Linked DNA regions of Homo sapiens: region 2 is linked to region 1. Evidence: read pairs that join two places in POLR2A ChIA-PET (ENCODE). Cell type or tissue: HepG2. All regions are shown on one strand. Each heading gives the region's core, and the rest is flanking DNA. Links, peaks and the distances in the headings are about the cores only.

The links. Peaks named below come from ENCODE experiments on the same cell type or tissue, not always from the same donor. Only the 100,000 strongest peaks of a DNase experiment are listed, where the experiment ranks them.
Region 2: POLR2A ChIA-PET joins it to region 1 with 5 read pairs; 5 of 35 experiments call an interaction of 5 or more read pairs at or near these places.

The regions. Positions count from the first base shown.
Region 1 is chr5:132,804,176-132,817,645 of GRCh38, reverse strand. It overlaps SOWAHA (sosondowah ankyrin repeat domain family member A), which reads right to left and starts at 4,344. Exons shown (of 1, transcript NM_175873.6): 1 at 860-4,344. The coding sequence starts at 4,024. The coding sequence ends at 2,375. RefSeq lists enhancers at 2,199-2,699, 2,700-3,200 and silencers at 3,240-3,309, 8,875-9,169. In HepG2, for the core only: no CTCF peak of the experiment used is centred there; no DNase peak of the experiment used is centred there; H3K4me3 peaks cover 1,163 bases.
Region 2 is chr5:132,707,834-132,724,222 of GRCh38, reverse strand. KIF3A (kinesin family member 3A) reads left to right here. Exons shown (of 19, transcript NM_001300791.2): 5 at 3,509-3,614; 6 at 7,239-7,378; 7 at 7,781-7,978; 8 at 8,292-8,466; 9 at 13,166-13,264; 10 at 15,245-15,316. Among named protein-coding and RNA genes, the nearest start is that of KIF3A, 22 kb to the left of the region's middle. In HepG2, for the core only: a CTCF peak has its summit at 9,323 (motif pointing right); no DNase peak of the experiment used is centred there.

The DNA.
Region 1 (13,470 bases), core at 3,243-5,742:
ACAATTCTCCCTCATTAAAAGGCGTGATTTCGTCCCTGTGACAATTCTTGTCAGCTAAATTGCCTTCACAATTATTTTCTGTTAGTGTTGAAAATACCCTTCTAACGGTGTGCCTCCTGCTAGGTGATATATGATTCTTAAAAACTTTCCCTATGCGTATGAAACTATAATTTCTTATCGGCTTACCTTATAGTTGCAGAAAGCTTTGGCCTGCAAGGAAAAGCAGTGTTTTCTAACACCTGAGCTTTAGGTATATTGATCCTAAACTCTTGCTAAATGTTTTACTTCACTTGGAAGGCTTGCAGCACACTCTTCTGAAACACATAGATTCTTCTGGCAGTTCAAATGACCCTCCTCTGATTTAAGTGTGCAATAAACATTAGTTATTGTTATTACTACTTTGCTGGTTTAAACGTTGTCTTTATCAAGGCAGGTCATACCTGTGTCTGTGACCTTTGTCTGAGGCCCTGTCTGAGTCAGGTGTCTCTTTTACCATGGAAAATCTCTAGTATTTTATTCTGTTTTCTAGACTGTCAGCTACTCCAATTGCTATAATTGTGTCTCCTACAATTTTTCAGCAGAGGCAGAAGATTTAATTTGCATTTTAAAATAATTTATGCAGAGTTCCAGGCAAGGAAGGTGGGAAGGTCACATCAGGGCCCACATTTATCTACAGTTCTCCATTACGATATCCATGTGTGGTTGACTCCTTTACTTTGCAGAGCAATCCAACTTCTTTCAATAACAGAATGCTTGAAAGAGGCAGAAGAATGAAGGAAATTAGATAAAAAGAAAAGAAAAATACAATAGCAAAAACTGTACAATTTTTAAGGGAAGTACATCACCACTCAAGCAGAAACAAAATGGAGGACTGTTTATTTCATTGCTCAATCAAAACATTCCATGAAAGACTGCCTTAAGTAATTTCAAAGGCTTCACTGATACATATGGGGGTGGGGAGGGAAGCTCCACTACCCCATGCCACAAAACTATTTGATATAACTAATGACATGCAAACACAATTTGCAAAAGCAGAGCATTATCACAATATGACATTTAAAAAATTGGTTGAGTAAACAGATTTCATATCTTTAAAACATAAAATAATTACACTGTATTGAGCCTGGGAAATCTTGGCAATATCTACAAACTTTCTCATTTACAGATAGGAACAAAGGCCCAGAGAAGTTAAGCCACTCATCCAAGCTCACTGAGCAGAGATTCTGCATTTGCTATTTTGGAATAAGTTGTCTACTTTCAAATGGTTTTTTAAAATGGGTATTACATACTTTTTGTTTGTACAGAACAGTCATATAAAATAGTTGCTCCTTAATTGTATCCATTACTATTTAATCGCTCATTTTTCTGTAATACTATTACTTTTTTAATAGTCACCTATTTCACTGAAAGGCTCCACTGGATTTGAAAACCAGATTCAGAAACATGGCACAAAGGTGCAATTCACAAACCACAATTTTTTTAAAAAATTAAGTAGTCATGCCAAATCAAAATAGCCACCCACAAGTGCCAAACACGTTTCTATTTCATGATGGAGACAACCACAAATTAAAAGTATCTGTCAAAATGTCTCTTTTCTCTAAGTCACCTTTACTTTCAAGATGTACTTGTTTGCAAATATTTAGCATTCACAGTACAACTGAAATTAGTTACATTCATAATGGTCACAATCGTTATTCTGTGTTCAAGACTCTCCAGAATCTTGATTGCCTAAAACGAGGTAGATAAACTTTTAAGTTTGTTGGTTGGGATTAATTTCCTTTAGATCTTGATCATCTATTTTTTAAATAGAATTCCAAAGTATTTAGCAAAAAAAAAATTGAAAATGTCTAAGCACTTTGCCTAAAAGTGGAAAAATATAATTCCAAAAGGTTATTACGAAAGTTGCATTACCTCATTTCAATTTAAAAACAGAATAAAAGCATCAAATTACAAAACCACCACATATCTTAAAGCTGACAACCTAACATCTTTCAACATTTAAAGAGACCCTTGCTCTAGCTCTGTCTTGGGATTGTGTAGCTGCAGAGGCATCAGGTGAAGGCTTTCAGGGGCCAGACCAGCTGCTGCCCCTTAACCTTTGACCCTGGATTTCAAGTTCCCTCTAGAGTTCAGGCCTGTCTCCTGGAGTTCTTTATAGGAAGCTCTCACTGATTTCTCAAATCCCATCTCTGGAGATGGGTCATGCTTCAGAAAGAAGCTGGAGGTGCAGGCCCATCTGGGTAAAACAGGCTGCCCTGGACAAAGCTGGAAACAGAATGAGGCTCCAGGCGTTGATTGGGCTGCAGTCTTGGGCGGGTTTGGACTGCGACGAGCAGGCCACGATAGATCAACCAGGTGGTAGCCCCAGGGACCTTCAGGTTGTTGGAGGCAAACTGGGCACTAGACCAGCTAAAGGCCCCGGAGTAGGTCGACGAGAGATTTCTGAGAAGGCTGGCAGACCACCGCGGATCTTTGTCTTTTTACGTGGAGCCATGGGCGAGGCGCTCAAGAACTTGCTGAAGGAGCTCGACTTCTTCAAGCCTCGGGCCAGGTCCTGGAGCATGAGGTCGTCAGCCAGGACGCCCAGAAATGCACTGGTGGTGGAACTGAGGATGGTGGCGGCCACCTGTACGGGGCGCCTGGCAGCAAGACTGCCACTTCCACCACCGGTCGCATCTGGCTCCGTGGTGCCTCGCAGGCCTGGATCGCCAAGAAGGCGGCGCAGCGCGTACGAGGAGCCGGGCCGCAGGTACTGGTAGGCGCGACGCCCGCTGTGATCACGCACGTGCACCTGGGCACCCAGACGCACCACCAGCAGCACGGCAGCGTCCTCGTGGCCGTGCAGTGCAGCCAGGTGCAGCGGCGTGTAGCCGCCGTGGGAGCGTGCGTTCACGTCGACTGGTGCGCCACTGCGCCGCGCGACCTCCACCAGCTGCAGCGCCATCTCGCCGTCGCCGCTCTTGGCGGCCCAATGCAGGGCCGTGAAGCCAGACATGAAGTCGCGCTTGGCCGCCAAGCCGCGGTCGCGCAGCAGCAGCCCGTGCAGCTGGTGGGTCCAGCGGCCCCCGGCAGTCCGCACGAGCCACTCGTGCTCGGACGGCTCCAGGGGCACCGCGGACGGCGGCGGCGCGGCGGGCAACTCCTCGGCGTCAGGGCTCAGCAGACGCGGGCCGGCGCGCGACAGGCGCCTCAGGTGCGGGGAGCGGCCCGGGCCCAGGCCGAGGCCCAGACCGGACTCTTCCACCGAGAGCCGCCTCAGCAGCAGAGGGGAGCTCCGCGGGCTCGGCTCCTCCGACAGCTGCCGGCGCAGGCCGGGCTCCTCCGCCCGGAGGCGGAGCGTGGCGGGGGCCGGGACGCAGCGCACCGGCAGCATACAGGGCTTCTGCTGCGGCGGCCCTTTCGCTGCCCCGGGCCCGGGCTCCGCGTCTGGCGGATCAGAGCAGGGCGATGCCGCCTCAGAAGGGGCCCTAGGCGGTGGGGCCGCGTCTGCGGAGGGTCTCTCGGTGGCCTGGGCTAGCTCAAGGGCTGGAAGCGGTGGGTCGGCGGACCGCTCCCCGGGCGGCTGAGCGGGCTCGGAGGCCGGCCCCCCCGGGGTGTCCTGTGGCTCTGTTGGCAGACCCAGGTCCCCTGGCGGCTCCACTGGCCGCGGCACCCGGACCAAGGGCGGAGCTCCCGGGGCAGAGGCGCTCCGCGGCAAGACCGTCGAAGTGGGTTTCGACGGCTGGGCCGCTGCCCCCGGGGGGCCGAAGGGTGCGGGCTCGGGCTCCGGGGGCCGGGGCTTCTTCCTCAGCACCACGAACTTGACGCCGTCGAGCTCCTTCACCACCGCCACGTTGTTGACGAACTGCTTGAAGCGGTCCCTGCGGGCGGCGCGGCCCCGCGGGTCGCCGGCATCGAGCAGCGGCTTGAAGCGGCTCAGCAGCTCGGAGTTGCGCACCTTCCCGCCGTGCTCCTGCAGGAAGCCCAGCACCGCCGCCTGGCTCACCCCGGCAGCCGCAGCGGCGGCGGCGGCGGCCAGCGCCATGGTGGGGCCCTGGGTTCCTGGCTCCCGGGGCGGGTGGGCGCCGCGTCGCCGCGGGACGCGCGGGAGCGGGGTTCCGGGAGGCGCGGCCGCGCTCACCTGGTGCCTTCCCCGCGGCCAGCCGGGCGTGTCCCCGAAGCTGGACCTCGGTCGCGCCAGTGCCGCTGGGCCGGGGCGTCTCGGGGCGAAGGGCGCCGGGGGCCGCGGGGAGCGCCCACCCCCAGCGCCCCGCCGGGCCCCGGCCTTCGGGGTAGGTTTCTGCCTTTGTATTCTGTCCAATGGGCGCCTGCTTCCATCCCCCGCGCCGCGCTCGCCTTACAGGTGACAGCTGCCCCCGCGATGCAGAGGGAACCGGAGCAGAAATTCCCGCCGCCCCCCGCCCGCCCCAGAATTAAAGGCGCAGCGCTCCAGCTCTGGTCTCGGTTGCTAGGTGGGTGTGTTCCCTAGGGACGCCGCGGTCCGCCAAGGAGGAATGGATTTTTATTCCTTTAATAAACATTTAACCACTGCAAAACACCAAGCGATGATTTCAGAACAATCTTTTTTTTTTAAAGGTCGTCAATACCACTCCAGTTTTTTTTTTTTTTTACTGTGTTTCATGCAGGAAAACGGCTTCATGAGATTTACAGCAAAACCAATTCACTCTGCGCGGCAATGCACGTTACTCTAGGTTTAGAGAGACGTTTTCAAAAGCAATTTTCTCATGGTAAGAGAATACATTTTCACGTAGAATTTGGGGTATAAAACCACAGGAAACATAAACATAACAGGAAAACATAGAGGAAAACATAAAGAAGGAAAAAAAATCACTTGAAATCACCATTAACATTTTGAAATATCCTCTCCCTGTCTCCCATGTGTGTATGTATGTTTATGCTTTAAAGTAAGAAAGCAATGCGGAGTCATGCCATGGTTTTAAACCTTCGTTTGTTCCACAGATAGGTATTGAGCACGTAGTTTGTGCCAGGACTTTTTTTTTTTTTTTTTTGGCTAAGATGCGTCAGTTAGCAAGACAGATTTAAAAACCCGTGACCTAGTGGGGCTCATGTGTTGGAGGAGAACAGAAGCATATGGTGAATCCGAAAACTATATGATATACTAAATACATGCTATGAAAAAAGCACAGCGGGGTATAACGGATGAGGGTCAGGTTGCAATTTTGATCTGGGCAGTCAGGATAGTACTCGTTGTGAAAGTGACATTTAAACAAGGACTTGAAGGAGATCAGGGAGTTATGTAGACGGGGAAGAGGTTTCTAGTTGAGGGAACTGCCTGGCAGAGGTAGAATCAGTTCCTTAATTTAAAATGCAGGCCGGGCGCGATGGCTCACGCCTCTAATCCCAGCACTTTGGGAGGCTGACTTGGGCGGATGATCTGAGGTCAGGAGTTCGAGACCAGCCTGGCCATCATGGTGAAATCCATCTCTACTTAAAAATACAAAAATTAGCTGGGTGTGATGGCACGCACCTGTAATCCCAGCTACTCCGGAGGCTGAGGCAGGTGAATCGCTTGAACCCGGGAGGTGGAGGTTGCAGTGAGCTGAGATGGCGCCACTGCACTCCAGCCTGGATGACAAGAGCAAGCCCTGTCTCATAAATAAATAAATAATTGCAGTACTACAAATATATCTAACCAGAAGCAGCATATTGTAGTAGCTGAGAAAACAAGACTCTGGAGTCAACATTCTACACTTGAGTTCTGGCTCTACCTTGGGCAAATGCCTTGACTTCTCTGTGCCTCAGCTTTCTTGTCTGTAAAGGAATGAGGAAAATAGTACTTACCTGCTCAGATGGTTGAGAGAATTAAGTGAGAAAATAAACACAAAAGACTTAGCATAATGCTTGGCTTACAGTAATCATTTGAATTATTATTAGTAGTATAGTCACTACTATTAGTATTACTCAAAAGGAAAACAGAAGACTAAAATGTAAAGGGTCCCCTTTCCCCAATCCAATCCCCAGGGGCAATTTCTGAGTTCAGCCCTGTCCCCAAGATGCAAACAATTTAAACATTTCCCCCTCACTTTATATTGTGAGCATTCCTCCCAATGACAATAGCTAGTCTAGTCTTCAAAAACATACAACTTTTAATGATAGCATCAAATAAATGTAGTATTATACTTTGTTTTCTTGTTCTTCATTGTTTATATTGTTTCTAGTTTTTAATTCTTATAAATGATGCTGTTGATATATAAGACTTTGTGCACCTTTCTGAGTAATTCCTTAGGATAGGCTCCTAGGAGTAGAATTCGCAGGGCACGCACCATCACACGCAACAGCATCACACCCAGCTAATTTTATTTTTATATTGCCCAAGCTTGTCTCAAACCCTTGGCCTCAAGCGAGCCTTCCACCTCAGCCTCCAAAGATTACACGTGTGAGCCACTGCATCTAGCCTTACCCCAGCGCCCCCCCTTTTTCTTTTGAGATGGAGTTTTGCTTTTGTTGCCCAAGCTGGAGTGCAATGGCGCAATCTTGGCTCACTGCAAGCTCCGCCTCCCGGGTTCAAGTAATTCTCTTGCCTCAGCCTCCCAAGTAGCTGGGATTACAGGCATGTGCCACCATGCCTGGCTAATTTTTTATTTTTAGTAGAGATGGAGTTTCACCATGTTGGCCAGGCTGGTGTCGAACTCCTGACCTCAGGTGATCCACTCACCTCAGCCTCCCAAAGTGCTGGGATTGCAGGCGTGAGCCACTGCGCCTGCCCTACCTTACCCATTCTTTAGACTCACCTCAAGGCCCACCCCTGTAAAGCCTTCTGCAAACTGCCTCAGGTGTATCGTGCTCTGCATTCCTCAATAATTTATTTCAACAAACATCTATTGGATATCTTTGGGTGCAAGGCTGTAAGCCAGATACTCTGGGTAGAAGATACAATCTGCCTTTGAAGAGCTTACTGCTTAGTGGAGAAGAGAAAAACATTAAGTACAATTAATTATGTGACATAGCCAAATGAAATGAATGCTCCAGGTACTTACCAGAGCACGTGGGGGATGGGGGGTGAAGGGGTGGGGAAGGATAGGGAAGAGGGAGGACTGGGACATCTCCAAGAGGCAGGCTATGAGAACAGGATAGGTGAAAGCTTGAAAGTGGGACTGTGGGCCGGGTGTGGTGGCTCACACCTGTAATCCCAGTACTTTGGGAGGCGGAGGTGGGCAGATCATGAGGTCAGGAGATTGAGACCATCCTGGCTAACATGGTGAAACCCTGTCTCTACTAAAAATACAAAAAAATTAGCCGGGCATGGTGGCGGGCACCTGTAGCCCCAGCTACTTGGGAGGCTGAGGCAGGAGAATGGTGTGAACCCGGGAGGCAGAACTTGCAGTGAGTCAAGATAGTGCCACTGCACTCCAGCCTGGGCAACAAAAAAAGAAAGTGGGACTATGAAGGCTGAATTCAGGGTAAAGAGTGTCCAGTGTGTTTGAAGTTCAGGGTGTGTGCCAGGGATATGGAAAAATATAATGTTGGAAAAGTCATCTGGGGTGATGGGTGAAGGGCCTTAAATGGTAGTTTGGACTTTGCCCTGTTTGCAGTAGAATGTCATTGAGAGCTTGCTTTCTTCTTTTTAAAAAGTGGCTTTATTTTCTGATTATAGAATTAATGTTTTTTCCAATTCTCAATAGTTTCTAAAATATAAAAAGAATATGTCACATGTTAGAGAGCCACTTGATATTTTTTAGTTTATGCTGTGAGGAGTTTTTCTCTGTACATCCATAGATATATACACAACCATCTACACCATTTGGTACACATGGGATTAGACCGCGTGTTGCTAAGAACCCATGTTACCTTAGTCAAGACTGGTGTGGCGAATGGGCGGAAGAGGGGACCCTGGGGAGGTAGTGGCAGGGTCCAGTGGAAGACGGTAGGGCTTATCAAGCTCGGACAGTGGATGGGTGCCAAAGATACTTCAGAAACAGAACTTGCATTATATTGTCTTGTTTTCACTTTTAAAGTTATATTCCCTTTGTTTTAATTTTCATTTCAATAGCTACTTTTTATATTTTATTTTCCTACCTTTTTCTGGGCCAATTGTTGTGTTCCTTGAAAAGTCATTTCCATGATCTCATAGGTAGTGAAGCTTCAACTTGGACTTTTGTTACCATCTCTTGTCTCCAAGAAGAGAGATGAGGGAGAGCACTCTCTGTTAAAGATCATTATTGATTTATGTGGTTTGAACTAATTTTGACTATGATTGTAACCCCCCAATGGATTAATTTACCTTGCCCACTGCCTAGACAGAGCCGATTTATCAAGACAGGGGAATTGCAATGGAGAAAGAGTAATTCACACAGAGCTGGCTGTGCAAGAAGACCAGAGTTTTATTATTACTCAAATCAGTCTCCCTGAGAATTTAGGGACTGGAGTTTTTAAGGATAATTTGGTGGGTAGGGGGGCCAGTGAATTGGGGGTTCTGATCGGTCAGGTCAGAGATGAAATCACAGGGAGTTGAAGCTGTCCTCTTGCATTGAGTCAGCTCCTGGGTGGGGGCTACAAGACCAGATGAGCCAGTTTACGAGCCTGGGTGGTGCCAGCTGATGCATCAAGTACAGGGTCTGCAAAATATCTCAAGAACTGATCTTAGGCTTCACAATAGTGACGTTATCCCCAGGGGCAATTTGGGGAGGTTTAGAATCTTGCAGCCTCCAGCTGCCTGACTTCTAAACCATAATCTAATCTTTTGGCTAATTTGTTAATTCTACAAAGGCAGTCTAGTTCATTTTGGGAAAGGGCTGTTACCATCTTTGTTTCAAACTATAAACTAAGTTTCTCCCAAAGTTAATTTGGCCTATGCTCAGGAATGAACAAGGACAACTTGGAGGTTAGAAGCAAGATGGAGTTAGTAAGATCAGATCTCTTTCACTGTCTCAGTTATAATTTTGCAATGGTGGTTTCATGATCGCTAAGAGTAGACAAGGATTAAATACTGATTGAACAGGAATTGCTAGTACAAGCCGTTTATTGACAGTGCTTAACAGGCTTCAGGCTCTGAGCTACATAAGGAAACTTGGCCAAGGTCACAGTTAACAATTGGCTGAGCTCAAACTGGAACCCCAGGCTACCTGCCTATGCTCATTTACCATGCAAAGTTAGGTCACTGATGATTTAAAATTGATGTTCTGAATGTTTAATAAATAAAGTAGGGAAAAACTCCTCACAAATACCTTACTTAAACTTTTATTTATGCTTGTGCTTCTGAACATACTCTGCTTTAATATTTTAAGTGATAAGTTTATAGTTTGAGCAAACATTACAGTGAGGATGCTAATGACATCCAGTTCCCCAGGCTGCTTTTCAGTTTTGATGCCCTGTTGCCAGTGAGGCCAGAGAATCAATTCTTCCAGTGACCCAGCAGTTTGCCCGCAACATTAGGAAAATCAAATATAAAATGTATATTTATAGCAAGGATAAAATTCCATGATGTGTCTTGAACATGGAGAATGAAATAGGAAGGCTATTTGTTCTTATCTCAGTATCTTAAATATGAAGCAGATCAGGGTAGAGGCCCTCTGTAATTTTTAAAGCTACAATATTTAAATATAAAATAAAATAATTTCATAATCTTATGCTATGTTACATTACATTTATATTATTATTTTTGAGACAAAGTCTCGCTCTTGTCCCCTAGGCTGGAGTGCGATGGCACGATCTTGGCTCACTGCAACCTCTGCTTCCTGGGTTCAAGTGATTCTCCTGCTTCAGCCTCCTGAGTAGCTGGGATTACAGATGCCTGCCAATGGTATTTTTGTGTTTTTAGTAGAGACAGGGTTTCACCATGTTGTTCAGGCTGGTCTCAAACTCCTGACCTCAGGTGATCTGCCCACCTCGGCCTCCCAAAGTGCTGGGATTATAGGCGTGAGCCATCACGCCTGGTCTGTATTCTGTTCTGTTCTATTCCTTATTCCAATCCACACTACCCTCTGAACCCCATGCCTAGGCCCCACCAAGAGCTGTAGCGGATGCTTAATGTTTGTAAATGTCTTCTCCCCTACCATGGCAGTGCAAATCAGCTCCTTCCATTGCGTTTATCCAACGCAGCCTGCCACCTCTGCCCCCTGGTGTCTCACCAATACATCTCATCTGTAAAGAAGAGTTCCTCCGGTCCCAGGAGGCAGGAGCTCCAGGGACTTGAGGGGGATGGGCTGCCCAGCAGTGGCTGTAAAGGGACTTTGCCCAGATATCAAGCTTTTGCGGTCAACTTCCGGAACAAATCGTGCTTTGTTCTTGCTTCCAGCCCAGGGGAAGCAAAGGGGACCTCTCTCATGCCTGCAGCTTGTTAAGCCCACTTCTCTCTAAGGTCAAAAGAACTTTATTTCTAAATCTGAGTGAAAGTGTCAGCTCACGTGTTTCTGCTGTAGACTGAGTTTTTGACTCTGCAGTTCATTTTTCAGGCTGCTGCTTCTCTGATTGCTCAGACTATTGCTTGGTTGCTAAGTAGGGAGCCACAGACCTGGTCCACGGAGACTTGGAAAGCTGTGTCCTGGCTTCATGAATCTCCAGCAGTTGGTGCCCTTTGCTACCCATCTTTAATCATCCCTTTCAGTCCCTTGCCTTCTCAGGTATGAGGTGTTTTTTGTTTGTGGTTTTTTTGAGACGGAGTCTCGCTCTGTTGCCAGGCCGGAGTGCAGTGGCACAGTCTCGGCTCACTGCAACTTCTGCCTCCCGGGTTCAAGGGATTCTCCTGCCTCAGCCTCCGAGTAGTTAGGACTACAGGCGTGTACTACCATGCCCGGCTAATTTTTTGTATTTTAGTAGAGACGGGGTTTCACCATGTTGGACAGGATGGTCTTGAACTCCTGACCTCGTGATCCGCCTGCCTCGGCCTCCCAAAGTGCTGGGATTATAGGCGTGAGCCACCGTGCCCGGCCTGAGTTTTTATTTAAAAGAGTATACCTGCTCCCCTACCCCTGGGACATTTGGGGGGTCAGTTTTTCTTTTTCTTTCTTTCTTTCTTTTTTTTTTCTTTTAATGGGCAACACTTCATTCCATAAAATAGAATACGTGTTCCCTGGGGTCAGCTTTTCTTTCATGTGGGACACCGTCTGAATTAGGAAGGGCCTAATCTGAGAGGCCTGCAAAATGCTAGTCTTTTATTGTTGTTGTTGTTGTTGTTGTTTGAGACAGAGTCTTGCTATGTTGCCTGGGCTTGTCTGGAACTGCTGGGCTGAAGTGATCCCCTGCCTCAGCCTTCCGAGTTGCTGAGATGACAGGCAGCTGTCAATGTGCCTGGCTCAAAGTGCTGTTTATTTTTATTTTTATTTTTATTTTTTATACTTTAAGTTCTAGGGTACATGTGCACAACGTGCAGGTTTGTTACATAGGTATACATGTGTCATGTTGGTTTGCTGCACTCATTAACTCGTCATTTACATTAGGTATTTCTCCTAATGCTATCCCTCCCCCTGTCCCCCACCCTCTGACAGGCCCCGGTATGTGATGTTCCCCACCCTGTGTCCAAGTGTTCTCATTGTTCAGTTTCCACCTGTGAGTGAGGACATGTGGTATTTGGTTTTCCGTCCTTGTGATAGTTTGCTCAGAATGATGGTTTCCAGCTTCATCCATGTCCCTGCAAAGGACGTGAACGTATCCTTTTTTATGGCTGCATAGTATTCCATGGTGTATATATGCCACATTTTCTTAATCCAGTCTATCCTTGTTGGACATTTGGGTTGGTTCCAAGTCTTTGCTATTGTGAATAGTGTCGCAATAAACATACATGTGCATGTGTCTTTATAGTAGCATGATTTATAATCCTTTGGGTATATACCCAGTAATGGGATGGCTGGGTCAAATGGTATTTCTAGCTCTAGATCCTTGAGGAATCACCACACTGTCTTCCACAATGGGTGAACTAGTTTACACTCCCACCAACAGTGTAAAAGTGTTCCTATTTCTCCACATACTCTCCAGCATCTGTTGTTTCCTGACTTTTTAATGATCGCCATTCTAACTGGCGTGAGATGGTATCTCATTGTGGTTTTCATTGGCATTTCTCTGATAACCAGCGATGATGAGCATTTTTTCATGTGTCTGTTGGCTGCATAAATGTCTTCTTTTGAGAAGTGTCTGTTCATATCCTTTGCTCACTTTTTGATGGGGTTGTTTTTTTCTTGTAAATTAAATTCTTTGTAGATTCTGGATATTAGCCCTTTATCAGATGGGTAGATTGCAAAAATTTTCCCCATTCTGTAGGTTGCCTGTTCACTCTGATGGTAGTTTCTTTTGCCATGCAGAAGCTCTTTAGTTTAATTAGATCCCATTTGTCTATTTTGGTTTTTGTTGCCATTGCTTTTGGTGTTTTAGTCATGAAGTCCTTGCCATGCCTATGTCCTGAATGGTATTGCCTAGGTTTTCTTCTAGGGTTTTTATGGTTTTAGGTCTAACATTTAAGTCTTTAATCCATTTTGAATTAATTTTTGTATAAGGTGTAAGGAAGGGATCCAGTTTCAGCTTTCTACATATGGCTAGCCAGTTTTTCCAGCACCATTTATTAAATAGGGAATCCTTTCCCCATTTCTGGTTTTTGTCAGGTTTGTCAAAAATCAGATGGCTGTAGATGTGTGGTGTTATTTCTGAGGGCTCTGTTCTGTTCCATTGGTCTATATCTCTGTTTTGGTACCAGTACCATGCTGTTTTGGTTACTGTAGCCTTGTAGTATAGTTTGAAGTCAGGTAGCGTGATGCCTCCAGCTTTGTTTGTTTTGCTTAGGATTGTCTTGGCAATGTGGGCTCTTTTTTGGTTCCATATGAAGTTCAAAGTACTTTTTTCTAATTGTGTGAAGAAAGTCATTGGTAGCTTGATGGGGATGCCATTGAATCTATAGATTACCTTGGGCAGTATGGCCATTTTCACAATATTGATTCTCCTATCCATGAGCATGGAATATTCTTCCATTTTTTTGTGTCCTCCTTTATTTCATTGAGCAGTGGTTTGTAGTTCTCCTTGAAGAGGTCCTTCACATCCCTTGTAAGTTGGATTCCTAGATATTTTATTCTCTTTGTAGCAATTGTGAATGGGAGTTCACTCATGATTTGGCTCTCTGTTTGTCTGTTATTGGTGTATAGGAATGCTTGTGATTTTTGCACATTGATTTTGTATCCTGAGACTGCTGAAGTTGCTTACCAGTTAAAGGAGATTTTGGGCTGAGATGATAGGGTTTTCTAAATATACAATCATGTCATCTGCAAACAGGGACAATTTCACTTCCTCTTTTCCTAATTGAATAGCCTTTATTTCTTTCTCTTGCCTGATGGTCCTGGCCAGAACTTCCAACACTATGTTGAATAGGAGTGGCGAGAGAGGGCATCCCTGTCTTGTGCCAGTTTTCAAAGGGAATGCTTCCAGTTTTTGCCCATTCAGTATGATATTGGCTGTGGGTTTGTCATAAACAGCTCTTATTATTTTGAGATACGTTCCATCAATACCTAGTTTATTGAGAGTTTTTAGCAT
Region 2 (16,389 bases), core at 8,195-10,694, 98 kb after region 1:
AATGGTTGAACTAGTTTACACTCCCACCAATGGTGTAAAAGTGTTCCTGTTTCTCCACATCCTCTCCAACACCTGTTTCCTGACTTTTTAATGATCGCCATTCTAATTGGTGTGAGATGATATCTCATTGTGGTTTTGATTTGCATTTCTCTGATGACCAGTGATGATGAGCATTTTTTCATGTGTCTGTTGGCTGCATAAATGTCTTCTTTTGAGAAGTGTCTGTTCATATCCTTCACCCACTTTTTGATGGGGTTGTTTGTTTTTTTCTTGTAAATTTGTTTGAGTTCTTTGTAGATTCTGGATATTAGCCTTTTGTCAGATGAGTAGATTGCAAAAATGTTCTCCCATTCTGTAGGTTGCCTGTTCACTCTGATGGTAGTTTCTTTTGCTGTGCAGAAGCTCTTTAGTTTAATTAGATCCCATTTGTCAATTTTGGCTTTTGTTGCCATTGCTTTTGGTGTTTTAGACATGAAGTTCTTGCCATTCCTATGTCCTGAATGGTATTGCCTAGGTTTTCTTCTAGGGTTTTCATGGTTTTAGGTCTAACATTTAAGTCTTTAATCCATCTTGAATTAATTTTTGTATAAGGTGTAAGGAAGGAATCCAGTTTCAGCTTTCTACATATGGCTAGCCAGTTTTCCCAGCACCATTTGTTAAATAGGGAATCCTTTCCCCATTTCTTGTTTTTGTCAGGTTTGTCAAAGATCAGATAGTTGTAAATGTGTGGCATTATTTCTGAGAGCTCTGTTCTGTTGCATTGATCTATATCTCTGTTTTGGTACCAGTACCATGCTGTTTTGGTTACTGTAGCCTTGTAGTATAGTTTGAAGTCAGGTAGTGTGATGCCTCCAGCTTTGTTGTTTTGGCTTAGAATTGACTTGGCAATGCGGGCTCTTTTTTGGTTCCATATGAACTTTAAAGTAGTTTTTTCCAATTCTGTGACGAAAGTCATTGGTAGCTTGATGGGGATGGTATTGAATCTATAAATTACCTTGGGCAGTATGGCCATTTTCACGATATTGATTCTTCCTATCCGTGAGCATGGAATGTTCTTCCATTTGTTTGTGTCCTCTTTTATTTCATTGAGCAGTGGTTTGTAGTTCTCCTTGAAGAGGTCCTTCACATCCCAACTCCTTTCTAAATAACATACGTTTTTGTCCTGAAATAAAACTCATATGTGACATTAATAAAATCTACCTATACACATACTTTTTAAAAAATTCGTATACTACCCTACTGTAATATAAAGGAGAATACAAGTAATTAAATATAAATGCTAGTATTTAGATATGTAAACACTTAGATATGACCACACTTAATGACATAATAAAATAGAGGCATATAGAATCATCAAAATTGTAACAGCTACAAATGCAGTGTCAACAGGTATGTTGTATTGTTGATCTAAACCCCTTGATTGGTGTTATTGCCAATGACATGGTCTTTTACAATAGTGACTAGCTCTTGGTAGAGTTTGGAGCGAAATAAAGCACAATTCTTCCCTCAGTTTTTCTGTGTTCTCATATTATTGCTATATGGAAAAGCACTTTGTCTTTATATGTGAAATAAAGTTACATATGACAGACTCAGATATAATTATCTGGGTCTAGACTCAGATAATTATAAGTAGTTTTTTTACCATGTGAATATCTGGTAGGACATTCAAAATTCTGTGGGACAGTTCTTCATTGGGTGAGACTGTCCCACTTATTTCAGGATGTTTAGTATTCCTGGTCCCTGCCTGTCAATAACTACAGTGTCCTCAAGTGAACCAGAAACTCTTGCGCAAATTTCTAAAATATTCTAGGACAAGAGGGTAACTGCTTCCATTGAGATCCATTGTTATAAACTGTGTTTGTCATAGATATTGAATTCCTGTGTTTTTTTTGATAAAAATTCTTTGGTAGCATTTCCATCCAGTTTTTTAACTTTCACACATTTGGAATTATATTTTCTTTCTTCATCTTTCATATCTAGTCAGTTATTAGTTGAATACACTTATTAATTGAATTTTGAATTAATAGCATATTGTGATTGGAAGACCACTAGTTTGCAGACAGATGTCAGTTTGAAGAATGTCCATTTTCAGTCTGCGGTGAGAATGAACACAAAAACTGAGAGTAGGTGCTTAAAAACTTCCATAGCAATTTGACATTGCCAAGGCATCCAAGTGCATGATTTTTGTATTTTACAAAATTATCATATTACAAATATGTACATCCTTTATCAGAGATTTTTTGAGAAGCATTGATATAGACCAGTAATTTTCAAACCTTTTAAAAGGTGTAAAGCATTTCAACACTTTCATCAAACCAAACCTTATGTGGAAGCTCAATGTGTAAAATTCATGAAAGCGCCCTTCTCTTTAGAACTTCTCTGGGCCTGAAGACCCCTAAACTCCTACAGTGGCCGCCTCAGTGCCACCATGGACCCTCTAGGGCTTTTCAGAGCAAGGTCTGAAATCCACTGGCTTATAGAGATCATCATACTTTTTTTTTTTTTACTACTAATAGAATTAGGGCTTAATTTATATCCCATGACAGATAAAGGATTTTTCCTAATTTGTAAATTTATCTTATCAATTGTTATAAAAGGCGCATGCACACACACACAACATTGAAAATCAACGACTGGAATGTTGAGTGTCTACCTTTATAACGTTTTCCCCTGGAATTGTTTATCAGATTTTCATTTGTCTTCGATGTCTATGAGGTCTTCCTACCCGTGGAATGGCTTTTCCCACTGGCAACCACAGGCCTCTGCCTCAGTTTCACTTTTTATTCTTTTGGTTTGTAGAGATGACTCTGAGCCTTCCAAAGTGAATTTTGTTTATACAGTGCCACTTGTATTTTAGGTAAATCCATCCTAAATACATTTTTCAAATTTGGTTAAAATTTCTCATAAGGTAATTCACAGAAAGATCATATTTTAACATTGATACTATAGATCTGATTATTTCCCTCAGTTGCTTGAAATTCTCCAAATTATTCTTACCATAAAGACCAAAAACTATTCTAAACTTGTCTCTGTCTTCCTATATAACCAGATATCTCACCTATTTTTCCCTGTTTCCTGCTCTCTCCAGCCACATTGTCTTTTTCGGTTTGTTAATTTTTTGTAAGTGCCTAGTTTTTTCTTATTTCAGGATTCTTGCACATTTTCTTCTTCTCCTACCTCAACTGACTAACTGCCTCCTTTTTATTTAAAGAAATTTTAGCTTAAACATCATCTTGGGGAATTTTATCCTATCTCCTTCACTAGCTTAGTAGTGTTCTGTACTTTTTCTGTATTTTTCTTCATGTCATCACAATTGAAATAAAATAATTTTTATGTGTAATTCTTCATTTGTATGTTCTTCCTATAGACATCTCCATGCGTGTAGGAACAGTGTCTATCTTATCAGTATATTCCCTCTGTCTAGTAGAGTGTCCAACACATAGGAGATACTCAATAAATAATTGTGGAAGAGTTATTGATATAGTATAAAGTCTTAATTTTTTTTTAGGTTAAAGAAAGACCTGATGTGGGAGTTTATATCAAAGATTTATCAGCTTATGTGGTAAATAATGCTGATGATATGGATAGAATTATGACGCTAGGCCACAAAAATCGTAAGTATAGTGTGTAATTGTGATTAAGCATCTGTGTGTTGAGTAGGCTGGTTTAGAAGCAAATTTGGTATGGCACTTTACCCTGTAGAGACTGGATTTTTTAGGTTTCTTGAAAACCATTCCACTTTGATTATTTACCATGTAGAGAGCATAGATGAATGAAAGATACCACAAATCATTTTCCATGCCGAGCAAAATTTTGTTTCTTTTTAGTAGCGCCAATCTATGCAACTCTCATACGGCTGTCTCTTGGTAGCTATAATAGTAAAATTGGTAATGTTTATTGAGCTCTTAGTGGAGAGTGCTTGTGCTAAGTGCTTCATAAAGATGCTCTCTTAGTCCTCACAGGAGACTATGAAGACATTAAATTCTTACTTTATGAATGAAGAAAGTGAGACTTAGTTTAAGTAACTTGTCTAAGTACTATAACTACTAAGTGGTAGAGTGAGTGATCACACCTAAGCCATAGCCACGCACAGTGGCTCATGCCTGTAATCCCAGCAACTCGGGAGGCTGAACTGGGAGGATCATTTGAGGCCAGGAGTTTGAGACCAGCCTGGACAATAGGGAGCCCCTGTCCTAAAGAAACCCACCTGGAAGAAACCCAAAAAACCTAGGCCAGTAGTCTGCATTAACTAGGCACTGTAATGCTTCCCTTTTGTTGACAAGAAAAGCAAAACAAAATTTAAATTAAAAAATTGTATTCTTTTTAGTAATTGTGTCACATTTTTAGTCTAAAGAGTAGGAAGCTTCAGCGATATTATACAGATGCCTCAAACCTAGTACTGGTGATGCAGCTAATAGCAATTAGAAATTAGAGGTGAAAAGTCTGGTCGCGGTGGCTCACACCTGTAATCCCAGCACTTTGGGAGGCTGAGGTGGGTGGATCACTTGTTTGAGACCAGCCTGGCCAACATGGTGAAACCCCGTCTCTACTAAAAATACAAAAATTAGCTGGGAGTGGTGGTGGGTGCCTGTAATCCCAGTTACTCGGGAGGCTGTGGCAGGAGAATCGTTTTAACCAGGAAGGCAGAAGTTGCAGTGAGCCGAGATCGCGCCACTGCACTCCAACTTGGGCAACACAGCAACCAAAAAAAAAAGAAAAAAAGAGGGATTAGAGGTAAAAGATGAGAAATAGGAAATGAAAAATTTTTATAAGTTTCTGTGACTTGACGATAGATATATCAAACCCAAGGAAATCAAACAACAAAACTTCAAAAATCAATTACATTCTTATGAACCAATTAATAGAAAAAGACCAAATCTTAATAGAAAAATTAGCAAAAAATATGTATGTTATTCGTAGAAGAACTAAGCACAGCAATAAGTATGTGAAAGGCTGTTTAACTTCACAACTAATCAGGAAAATGCTAAAACAAGATAGAGAGAGATGTTTCACCCATCAGATTAGATGAAGGATATGTAGGTTGGTGAGACTTTGAAGAAATGGGCACTGAGGATGGAATATAAATTGGTGCAGCCTATTTGAAGGGCATTGTTAACAGTATCTGTTGACATTTTAAAATACATTCCTTTTGACTCTGTGTTTCTAATTTTAGACATTCTGGAAAATATTTTTAGATGTAACAATCTAAATAACCTTCAATAAAACCCTGATTATGTAAATGATGACACAAAAATACCATAGACTGTAATAAAGCTGTTAAAAACAATGAGTTAGGCTGGGTGTGGTGGCTCATGCCTGTAATCCCAACACTCTGGGAGGCCAAGGTGGGCAGATTTCCTGAACTCAGGAGTTAGAGACCAGCCTGTGCAACATGGCGAAACCCCATCTCAACTAAAAATACAAAAAAATCAGCCAGACGTGGTGGCTTACGCCTATAATCCCAGCTACTTGGGATGCTGAGGCAGCAGAATTGCTTGAACCTGGGAGGCAGAGGTTGCAGTGAGCCAAGATAGCACCACTGAACTCCAGCCTGGGCAATAGAGGAAGACTCTGTCTCAAAAACAAAACAAAACAACAACAAAAAAAACAACAAGCTGAGTGTGGTGGCTCATGCATATAATCCCAGCACTCTGGGTGGCTGAGGCGGATGGATCACTTGAGGCCAGGAGTTTGAGACCAGCCTGGCCAACCTGGTGAAACCTCGTCTCTGCTAAAAATACAAAAATTAGCTGGGCGTGGTGGTGCGCACCTGTGATCTCAGCTACTCAGGAGGTTGAGGCCGGAGGATCACTTGAACCTGGGAGGTGGAGGTTGCAGTGAGCCGAGATTGTGCCACTGCCCTCCAGCCTGGGTGACAGAGGGAGACCCTGTCTCAAACAAAACAACAAAAAAACCCAGTCAGGTAAATGTGCCTACACAGAGCTGGAAGATTTTCAAAGTATGTTTGTCAGTGGGGGGATAAAAGCAAATTGTAGAACAGTATGTATGTACTGCCTTACCCCATTTATTTATATGTGAAAAATTGTTAAACCATATATTTATTTGGGCAGTGTGTGTGTGTTTGTGTCTACACGTATGTATATAAAATACAGAATGAAAGGACAGATTGTAGTGGTTACCTTTAGAGAAGGAGAAATAAAATTGGGGAAAAGGAATGTCAGGAGCTTTCACTTTATGCTTTCTGTATGCTTTTATTAAAAAAACAAATACCAGAAATATGTTAATTATTGGTTATTTAATTAAAAATTTTAACACAAGATTTCATTCATAGAATGAAATTAATTTAATTCTCAGGTAGTTAATTGGAGCTTTTGGTCACTTCATTAAAGATTACCCTTTTAATGTTTCAATTATAAAATCAAAGCTTGCACAGAAAAATGCTGCATGAATGTATAGTAGGAAGATAATTTTGGCATTGAGTAAAATTAACTTTAAAATACTTTGGAATTTAAGAAAAAAACTAATACAGGTCTATTGTAAAAAAATGTTTTTTGTTTACACAATATATTCATATATTTACACATATGCAAATACTTTGCATATTTTGAATGGATTTTTTTTTTTTACAGAAGTAGGATTATGTTATGTATTTCTTTCTAACTTGCTTTTATTTTTAATTTATATGTTATGGACATTTTTCCACGTTTTTAGATCTACCTTATTTTTTTTAATGCTGCACTGAATATTGTTGTATTGTCTAACATATGTGTGCAAGTATTCCTGTGGTTTATATGTTCAAGCTGGAGTGCAGTGGCGCAATCTCAGCTCACTGCAACCTCCACCTCTCGGATTCAAGTGATTCTTGTGCCTCAGCCTCCCAAGTAGCTAAAATTCTCTTTATTATTATTGTTTTTTACTTCCTGCAGTACACCAGCATGCATACTTCTCTTTAGATAGCTAAATCAGCAATAATTTTTCCAATTAATGTGGTTTTTTGGTGTAAATTAGTTATTTTTTAGGCAGTATTACTAGGGATTGAAATTATTTTTTGCTAAAGTTATGTCTTTAATATGAGAAACCTTACAAATTTGTTATCAACAAAGTATAAGAGAAATTTCATGTAGTGGCTAAGTACACACCCATGCCTTTATGGTTTAGCCATGCTCTCTGGCTTTTGATTGTGATAAAATTAAGTGTTTTAAACTGTTCAGGATGTTTAATTATTTTTAAAGGCACTCTCTGTTACACTTTTAAAGGATTTCGTTTATTTATTAAAGGTTCTGTTGGTGCAACTAATATGAACGAACATAGTTCCCGTTCCCATGCCATCTTTACAATTACTATAGAATGCAGTGAAAAAGGCATTGATGGTAACATGCATGTCAGGATGGGGAAGCTCCATCTTGTAGATCTTGCTGTAAGTAACAGGACACTGCTTAAGGAATAACTCTTTCTTGTGATCCATTTATTTTATAAATGAATGAAAATTAAAGTGAAAAGGTATGATTTACATATGATTTTTAAGGTGTTACTTGTGTATGTTTATTATTTATTATGGAACATTTCAAATGTATATGAAAGTAGATAGAATAGTATAGTGATCCCCCATACACTGATCACCCAACTCCCAACAATCAGCTCATGGCTAATCTTGTTTCATGTACTCTCCCCCACTTCTTCCTTTCCTATATTATTTTGAAGTGAATTCAGGCATCATATCAGGTTTTTTACTGTTACATTACTTTTTAATAAAACCTTGGGAAGAATATTCTATTTTTAAAAAAATTTTAGCTTTACTTTCATCTCTGTTTATTGCTAGGGTTCAGAAAGACAGGCAAAAACTGGAGCTACTGGACAGCGCCTAAAGGAAGCTACAAAAATCAATCTTTCACTTTCCACCCTTGGTAATGTAATTTCTGCCTTGGTTGATGGAAAAAGCACTCATGTGCCTTATCGTAACTCTAAACTGACTCGTCTTCTTCAGGATTCCTTAGGAGGAAATTCAAAAACCATGATGGTAAGACTTAATTGGTGATATAGTTAACATCAGGCAAATTTAAGATTGTAATTTATGCCAATAATTGATACGTATCACATTTTTTAAACTTGATTATTTTACTTTTTTTGACTTGTGGTTGTCCTTTTTGTGGTACACTCGTGTATTAGCCCATAATAGTGTCCTTTGGAAACTCATGTGGTTGACACTCTCATTTTCGAGAAGGCCAAGGGTGCATATGTGCTTTAAATGTTTTTGATGTATTTGTAATGGTAGTATTAATTTTAACTCTGTCAAGTGTAAAATGATTTGTTTCATATTTCTAATTCAATAGTGTGCAAATATTGGGCCAGCAGATTACAATTATGATGAAACTATCAGTACATTACGGTATGCCAATCGTGCTAAGAATATTAAAAATAAAGCTAGAATTAATGAAGATCCAAAGGATGCTTTGCTGCGTCAGTTCCAGAAAGAAATAGAAGAACTGAAAAAGAAGCTTGAAGAAGGTAGCTTTTCCTCAAAATATTAATCTTTATGTTGGCTAAAAATACATTGTTGAACCACTAACTGTTCTAACAAAAGCCCTCTATTAAACCTTTTTTGAGCCTCTAACATTGGTAGTTAAATGAATATTTCTAGAAAGTGACTTGGTACTTACATACTTTCGCATTTTCATATTAAGCTTAAGTAAAATTACATAATATTTGTGTATGTGGTTTTTTAAAAACATTTGCATGATGTTTTGTAGATTTCATATGACCACTTTTTAAGGAATGAATGTTTATTTGTCTCTGTATAAGAGCAAATTCTGCAATGTATGTATTTAGGTGAAAATGACCAGAATTCTGGCATTGCAATCAATATCAACTAACTATTGTTTGAAGTAAAGCAAGATATTAGACAGTCATGAGTAAACCAAGTTTGCTATAAGGAAAAATGCATTGCATGACCTTTAAAATATCCTTTCATACCTAAATTTGAACATGAGATTGTATTTTGGAAATTCTTTTCTAACAATATCATGCTAGAAAGTTGGAAAATTTGAAGATCTTATTTATGAGAGTGAGACGCTTCCCAGTCATTAAGTGCTGAGTGAGTCCTTGCACCTTAATGCGAGAAACAGATCCTTTCTGATTGGTACAGAGCTCCTTCGCGAACCACGTAAACAGGGCTTTGGTTTCAAAGCACCTTTGTAGTCTGTGAGAAGACTGACTAGATCAGAGGTGAAATTCAGAGACGCCAGCATCACAAATGTTTAGAGAGGGTACTTATTTAGTAAACAAGTAGTTATTGAGGAAAAGCAGTAAGAGAACTGTTAGATAATGAAATTTGGTGTTTTAAATGTGACCACTAGGTGGTATTTATAGCCAGTATGTTTTAAAGATTTTTAATTTCTTAGCGATGTTAACGGTGAGTGCATACTTTTATTTTGCTGACTTTATGTTTTACATTTTTTTGTTGTGGTAAAATATACATGACATAAAATTTATCATTGTAACCATTGTTAGTTAAGTGTACAGTTAGTGGCATCAAGTATATTCGCATTGTTGTGCAACTGTCACCACTATTCATTTCTAGAAATTTTTCATCATCCCAAACAGAAATGCTGTGCCCATTTAAGTAGTAACTTCCTATTCTTTTCTCCCCCAGTCTCTGGTAACCACTATTCTACTTTCGGTCTCTATGAATTTGACTATTCTAGGTACCTCATATAAGTAAAATCATGGAGTATCTACTTGTGACTGGCTTATTTCACTTAACAGAACGTTGAAGGTTCATCCATATTGTAGCAAGTGCCTGAATTTTATTCCTTTTTAAAAAATTGTGGTTAAACTTGCATAACATAAAGTTTACCATTTTAATCACATTTAAGTCTACATTTCTGTGGCATTACATTCACATTGTTCTGCAGTTATCCGTCTTCAGTTTTCTTCTTGCAAAATTGAAACTTTGTACTCATTAAAAACAGTATGTACCCATTCCTCCCTTCCCCTAGTTCCTGGCCAACAACCATTCTGCTTTGTCTATGAATTTGACTGCTCTGGGTATCTTACGAAAGCGGAATTGGTGGGGCGCAGTGGCTCACGCTTGTAATCCCAGCACTTTGTGAGGCCGAGGCGGGTGGATCAGTTGAGGTCAGGAGTTCGAGACCAGCCTGGCCAACACGGTGAAACCCCATCTTTACTGAAAATACAAAAATTAGCTGGGCATGGTGGCTCTCGCCTGTAATCCCAGCTACTTGGGAGGCTGAGGCAGGAGGATCACTTGAACCTGGAAGGTGGAGGTGGCAATGAGCCGAGATTATGCCACTGCACTCCAGCCTGGGTGGCAGAGTGAGACTCCCATCTCAAAAAAAAAAAAAAAAAAAAAAAAGAAAGTGAAATACAGCATTTGTCTTTTTGTGACTGGCTTATTTCATTTAGTATAATGCCTTCAAGGGTCATCCGTGTTGTAGAATGTATCAGGACTTCTTTTTAATTCTGAATAACATTCCATTGTGTATATACTACATTTTGTTATCCATTCATCCACCAATGGACAGTTGGTTCTTTCCACCTTTTGGCTATTGTGAATAATGCTGCTATGAACGTGGGTATACTAATACCTGTTTGAATTCTTGTTTTACCATTTTTGGGGTATGTACCCAGCAATGGAATTGCTGGATTCTATGATAATACTGTTGTTAATACATTTCAGTTCATTTTTGCTCTTATGACATTTCTTTTTATAATCTAGTTAATGGAGTTGATCATATCAACAATAAAAAAGTAGGCAATAGCATTAAAATAATAATTTTTAAACTTAAAAATTATTGTAGGCTATATGCAACTTGCAAACATGATATGGAGAGTTCCTATCTACCCTTCACCCAGCTTCACCTCATGTTAACATTTTTTATAAGCATACAACAGTTATTGAAACCAGGAGATTTACATTGATATAGTCTTATTAACTAATCTGTGGACTTTATTCAAATTTGGCCAGTTTTCCTTCCAGTGCCTCTTTTTCCTGGTCCAGGATACAATCCAGGATCACACACTGCATTTATTTGTCATGCTTTCTTTGTTTTGTTGTTGTTGTTGTTGTTGTTGTTTGTTTTTTGTTTTGAGACAGAGTCTCGCTCTGTTGCCAGGCTGGAATTCAGTGGCACAGTCTCAGCTTACTGCAACCTCTGCCTCCCTGTTCAAGCGATTCTCCTGCCTCAACCTCCTGAGTAGCTGGGACTACAGGCACATGCCACCTCGCCCAGCTAATTTTCGTATTTTTAGTAGAGACAGGGTTTCACCATGTTTGCCAGGATGGTCTTTATCCTCTGACCTCGTGATCTGCCTGCCTCGGCATCTCAAAGTGCTGGGACTACAGGCGTGAGCCACCATGCCCGGCCATGTCATGCCTTTTTAATGACGATGTCTAGCACACTTGTTCTTCAGTCTAATTCCCCAGTCTTTCTTGATCTTGACATTTTTGAAGAGTACTGGTCATATATTTGTTGAATGTTCATTAATTTGGGTTTGTCTACTTTTCTTTTATAATGACCCTGCAAAGTTTCTCCACTGCAAATCTATTGTTTTATGTTTCCATTCGTAATTAACATGTATCTTGTGGGGGATACTTTGAGACTGCAAAGGTCCTGTTTCTTGTCATACTTTCTTCTACTATTTTTAGTATTCATCAATAGTTCTTGTCTGCAACAATAATCCTGTGGCATTTGCTCAATGTTATTTTCTATTCTCATCATTTCTTCCTTGTTTAGTGTTTAGGATTCTATTGTATGGAAGAACAGCCCCTTCATTCCCATTTGTTTATTTATTCAAGTATTTATCTTATTTAGATCATGGATTATAATCCAGTGTTATCATTATTTATTTTGTTCATTGAATTGTTCCAGCTTTGGCTATTATGAGATCCTTCAGAGTAGTTCCTGTATTCTTTCAGCATGTGCTCATCAGTTTTTTTGAGCATTTGATTACTTTTTGGCACTACAAAAGGTTTTAGGTTTATCTTGTGTCTTCCTTGCCCAATCTTAGAATCATTCACTTCTCTCTGGTCCCTTCTGTAGGAGAATGGTATTTAGAAACCCAGTTTTGGGCACTAGCTGTGCTCATTACTACCAAGATGTCATTGTTTCTAAGCCCGAAGAAAAAAATATTTTTCAGAAATTTCTTCTCCCAAGACTCTGTGTTCCTTTCCATCTTGTACTTACAGGTACAATTATTACCTGGTTGTGATTAGAGTATATTTTACTTTTTTCTCCTCTATTTTATTTTGTTAGACATTTCATATGTAAACAGTGGCATTTAAAAATAGCTAATTTGAAGATGATATAGTGCTGATCTGTTTTATTGGCTTCATCATTCCTTTTTTGTTTTTTATCTTTAAGTTAATGTGTAGTTAACACTGTCTTTGTACAAATAAGCACTTCTTTTTTTGAAAATATCTTGTGATACAGTCCTAAAAGTGGGATCATTGTTACATGACAGTTCTGTGTCTCTTAAAAATACAGATTGAATGAATTATTTGAAATCTTAAACAGGAAGCTGTTTTAGAAGAAATTGTTCCTCAAAAGTGATCACATTTTTAAAAGACTGAATTAGTAACTCTACCACATAATTTATATATATATTTAAAATTATACATAAAGAAATGATTTGAATATTTTTATTTTTTTTTTTGAGACAGAGTCACTCTGTTGTTGAGGCTGGAGTACAGTGGTGCCATCTCGGCTCACTGCAACCTCTGCCTCCTGGGTTCAAGTGATTCTCCTGCCTCAGCCTCCCAAGTAGCTGGGATTACAGGTGCATGCCACCAAGCCCAGCTAATTTTTGTATTTTTAGTAGAGATGGGGTTTTGCCATGTTGGCCAGGCTGGTCTCAAACTCTTGGCCTCAAGTGATCTGCCTGCCTCAGCCTCTTAAAGTGCTGGGATTACAGGCGTGCGCCACCTTGCCTAGCCAGAATGGTTTGAAATTTTAAGTGGGTCAGAATTTAACTTCTCTTTAGAGACTTTAAAAATAAAGTCTTTTTGGATATCTCATCTGTGTCTGAGATTGGCATATCTGTTATACTTTCTAGGAGCATTTAAATAGTATTTAAATTTGTTGTTTGCAGTAACAAAAATCTGAGGAAGAAAGCTGATATAGGTATTTCCTAAATAGCTAATGACTTCGTACAGGATAAAAAACATTGTATTAAATTTCTGTCCAAGGAGAAGAAATATCAGGCTCTGATATCAGTGGGTCAGAGGAAGATGATGATGAAGAGGGTGAGGTTGGAGAAGATGGAGAGAAAAGGAAAAAAAGAAGGGGTAAGTTCTGTTTAGTAATCTGATTTGTAGAAATTAGGTGGTTTCACAAGGTGGTAGAGTGCATGACTTTTATTTTGCCGTTATCTGTTTAATATATTAGATAACAATTAGAACAGAAGATGTATGCCATTTACCTGGTTAACTTTGCATTTTTTCTCCTGTATTGATCCGTTTATAGCTGACTTTGAATATATGTTCTGTTTTTTTAGAATTTAGAATTGTAAGACTCTATAATACTGGGTATGCCATTTTAAAATTTCCTGTGTGTTTTAATTTTATGTAGGGACTTACATCTGTGTTAGGAACCTAAGTTTTTTTGTTTGTTTGTTTGTTTGTTTGTTTTGAGACGGAGTCTCATTCTGTCGCCCAGGCTGGAGTGCAGTGGCGCGATCTCGGCTCACTGCAACCTCCACCTCCCAGGTTGAAGCGATTCTCCTGCCTCAGCCTCCCGAGTAGCTGGGACTATAGGCAAATGCCACCTCGCCCGGCTAATTTTTTGTATTTTTAGTAGAGACGGGGTTTCACCCTGTTAGCCAGGCTGGTCTTGATCTCCTGACCTCATGATCCATCTGCCTCGGCCTCCCAAAGTGCTGGGACTACAGGCGTGAGCCACCATGCCTGGCTGGAACCTAAGTATTTTAAGGAAATTAGGATAATGTGGAGTTTTTCCACAAACAAGATTAGTCTTTAAAAGTCATTGAATTTTTAAATAGTAAATTTGTATGAGGAATTCCATTTTTAAATTTAGTTCTTTTTCTTTATAAAATGTATTCTCATTCTCACTCTGTTGTGGGGGATTTGTTGCCACGTGTGAATTAAGACTGTTTATTATGATCAGAATATAGATAATATGCAAATGAAATGGACATATTATAATGGCCTACATTTCAAACCTTTTTACCATAAATATTTATTTCAGAACTCTCTTCCATTAATGTGGTCATTGTTTTCAAGCTGGTGCATATTTTGTTTGTCTTATTAAAATGATTGTGCTAAAAATAAACCCATCACTGCTTGATTAGGAGTCCCAAATTTAAAAACTATAAAGATTTTGTAACTTCAAAAGACAGAAAAATAATGATTTATGGCAAAAATTGGCAAAATGTCTGCTGGCTAAATCCAGCTCACCACCTGTTTTTGTAAATAAAATTTTATTAAAACAGCCATGCTCATTTATTTACATATGCTCTATGGCTGCTTTCACATGAAGCCGTATGGCCTGCAAAGTCTCAAACACTTATCTGTCCTTTTGCAGAAAACGTTTGCCTGATTTAGAGAAATTTTTTTTGTTCACACCTAGTTTTTCACAGAGTAGATTATTATTTTCAAAGCTAAAGCTGATAACAGATTTGTTAAAAATAAAATTTTAAATAGAAAAATGCCAGTAATATGTTAAAATATTTAACAATAATGTATCTTCCTTCCAGGCTTAGAAATTTAAAAATTTTCAGTGAGCCTTTTGAAAGTTTTGCTATCAAACCTTAAACATATTTGATAGTTTGATATTTTGGGGGAGGGAGAGACTGAAAGTGGAGATAGACTAACCTATTATGAAGGGTAATTTATCACTCCTATAATATTTATTGTGTATGACTTTGAGTTTTAAAACTCCATTCCTTTAACTTATCAACCTAAATAGTTTCAGTAGACTAAAATCTCACCAAATGACTTCTTTATTTTTTATTCTTGTCATTTCAACCCTTTGAATGATTAGGCTTTAGGTGACCAGTAGGATCTGCCCACAGTAGTTGCTTAAAGCAGTACACTTTCTAATTCCTCTGTATGGCTTTGTAAAGTAGAGAATATTGGATAAACTACCAAGATTGGTTTTTAGGAAAGTAAATTTTGGTTCTTTAATACAAAGCTTGATTGTCCTTTAAAATTTTTTTCTCTGAAAACTGAATTTTTCTCTGTGTGTGTGTTCATTTTCTTGTTTCCTCTTTCTTTGGTTCCTGTTGGGCTCATTTCTTTGTTTTCCAGGCAGTAGCAGCAGCAGTAGTTCAGACTCCACATGTTCTGTCATAGAGAAACCTCTGGATAAGTTCTTGCCTAGTGAGTGGTAGCTCTTACATTCTCTAACAGAGCTTTGGCTTTTCCATAACCCATGGGCTTCATTTGAGCAATGCTGCACCACTCCCTGTCATTACCTAAAGAATACATGTTGGATTCCTCAGTAGAACAAAGCATGTGATGATTCCTCCACCCCCTTTCATTGCTTCCAGTTAATCATAATTGTTAAAACATAGGCTTTAGCTTATGTTTGAGACAATGGAAGAGAGATTCATGCTTTTGCAATTGAGATAATGTAAAGAGAGCTAGTAAGCTGTATAAAAGAATAATTCTTATGCTTATTTTTTAGGTTTCATGACACATTTCTAATCCTGCTCAGAATAAGGGACACGTAACATCAAATCTTGTATTTCTAAAAGTACAAATTATATTTGAAGTACACCAGTGCCCATTATAACATGTCGTACAATTACAAATTTTTTACACTTTGGTGTCCTATTCTTAGTGGTAGCTTAAGATTAAAGGCTCCCAAATAAAGAAAAACATAAAGCTTGAAGCAAGTAAAGATGAATTGAATAGTGTTTTATTTCAAATGGACATTTATCCATATTTCTGTATTACCTGATAGATTTTAAGAAAAGTTCTTTCTTTTTTTTTTTTTTTTTTTGAGACGGAGTCTTGCTCTTTTGCCTAGGCCGGAGTGCAGTGGCGCAGTCTTGGCTCACTGCAAGCTCCGCCTCCCGGGTTCACGCCATTCTCCTGCCTCAGCTTCCCGAGTAGCTAGGACTACAGGTGCCCGCCACCACTCCTGGCTAATTTTTGTATTTTTAGTAGAGACGGGGTTTCACCGTGTTAGCCAGGATGGTCCCGATCTCCTGACCTCATGATCTGCCCGCCTCGGCCTCCCAAAGTGCTGGGATTATAGGCGTGAGCCACTGCGCCCGGCTGATTTTAAGAGATTTTCTAAGGTATGATTAGAGAATGCAGAATCACGTGGATTTTATGCAGGATCCATCTAGACTTATTTCAAACTTAAAGGCTTTTGTTAAAACAATTTAATTAAGTTGAAAAGTGTTATTTAATTTAATTTATTTATATTTTATTTTCAGAAGAAA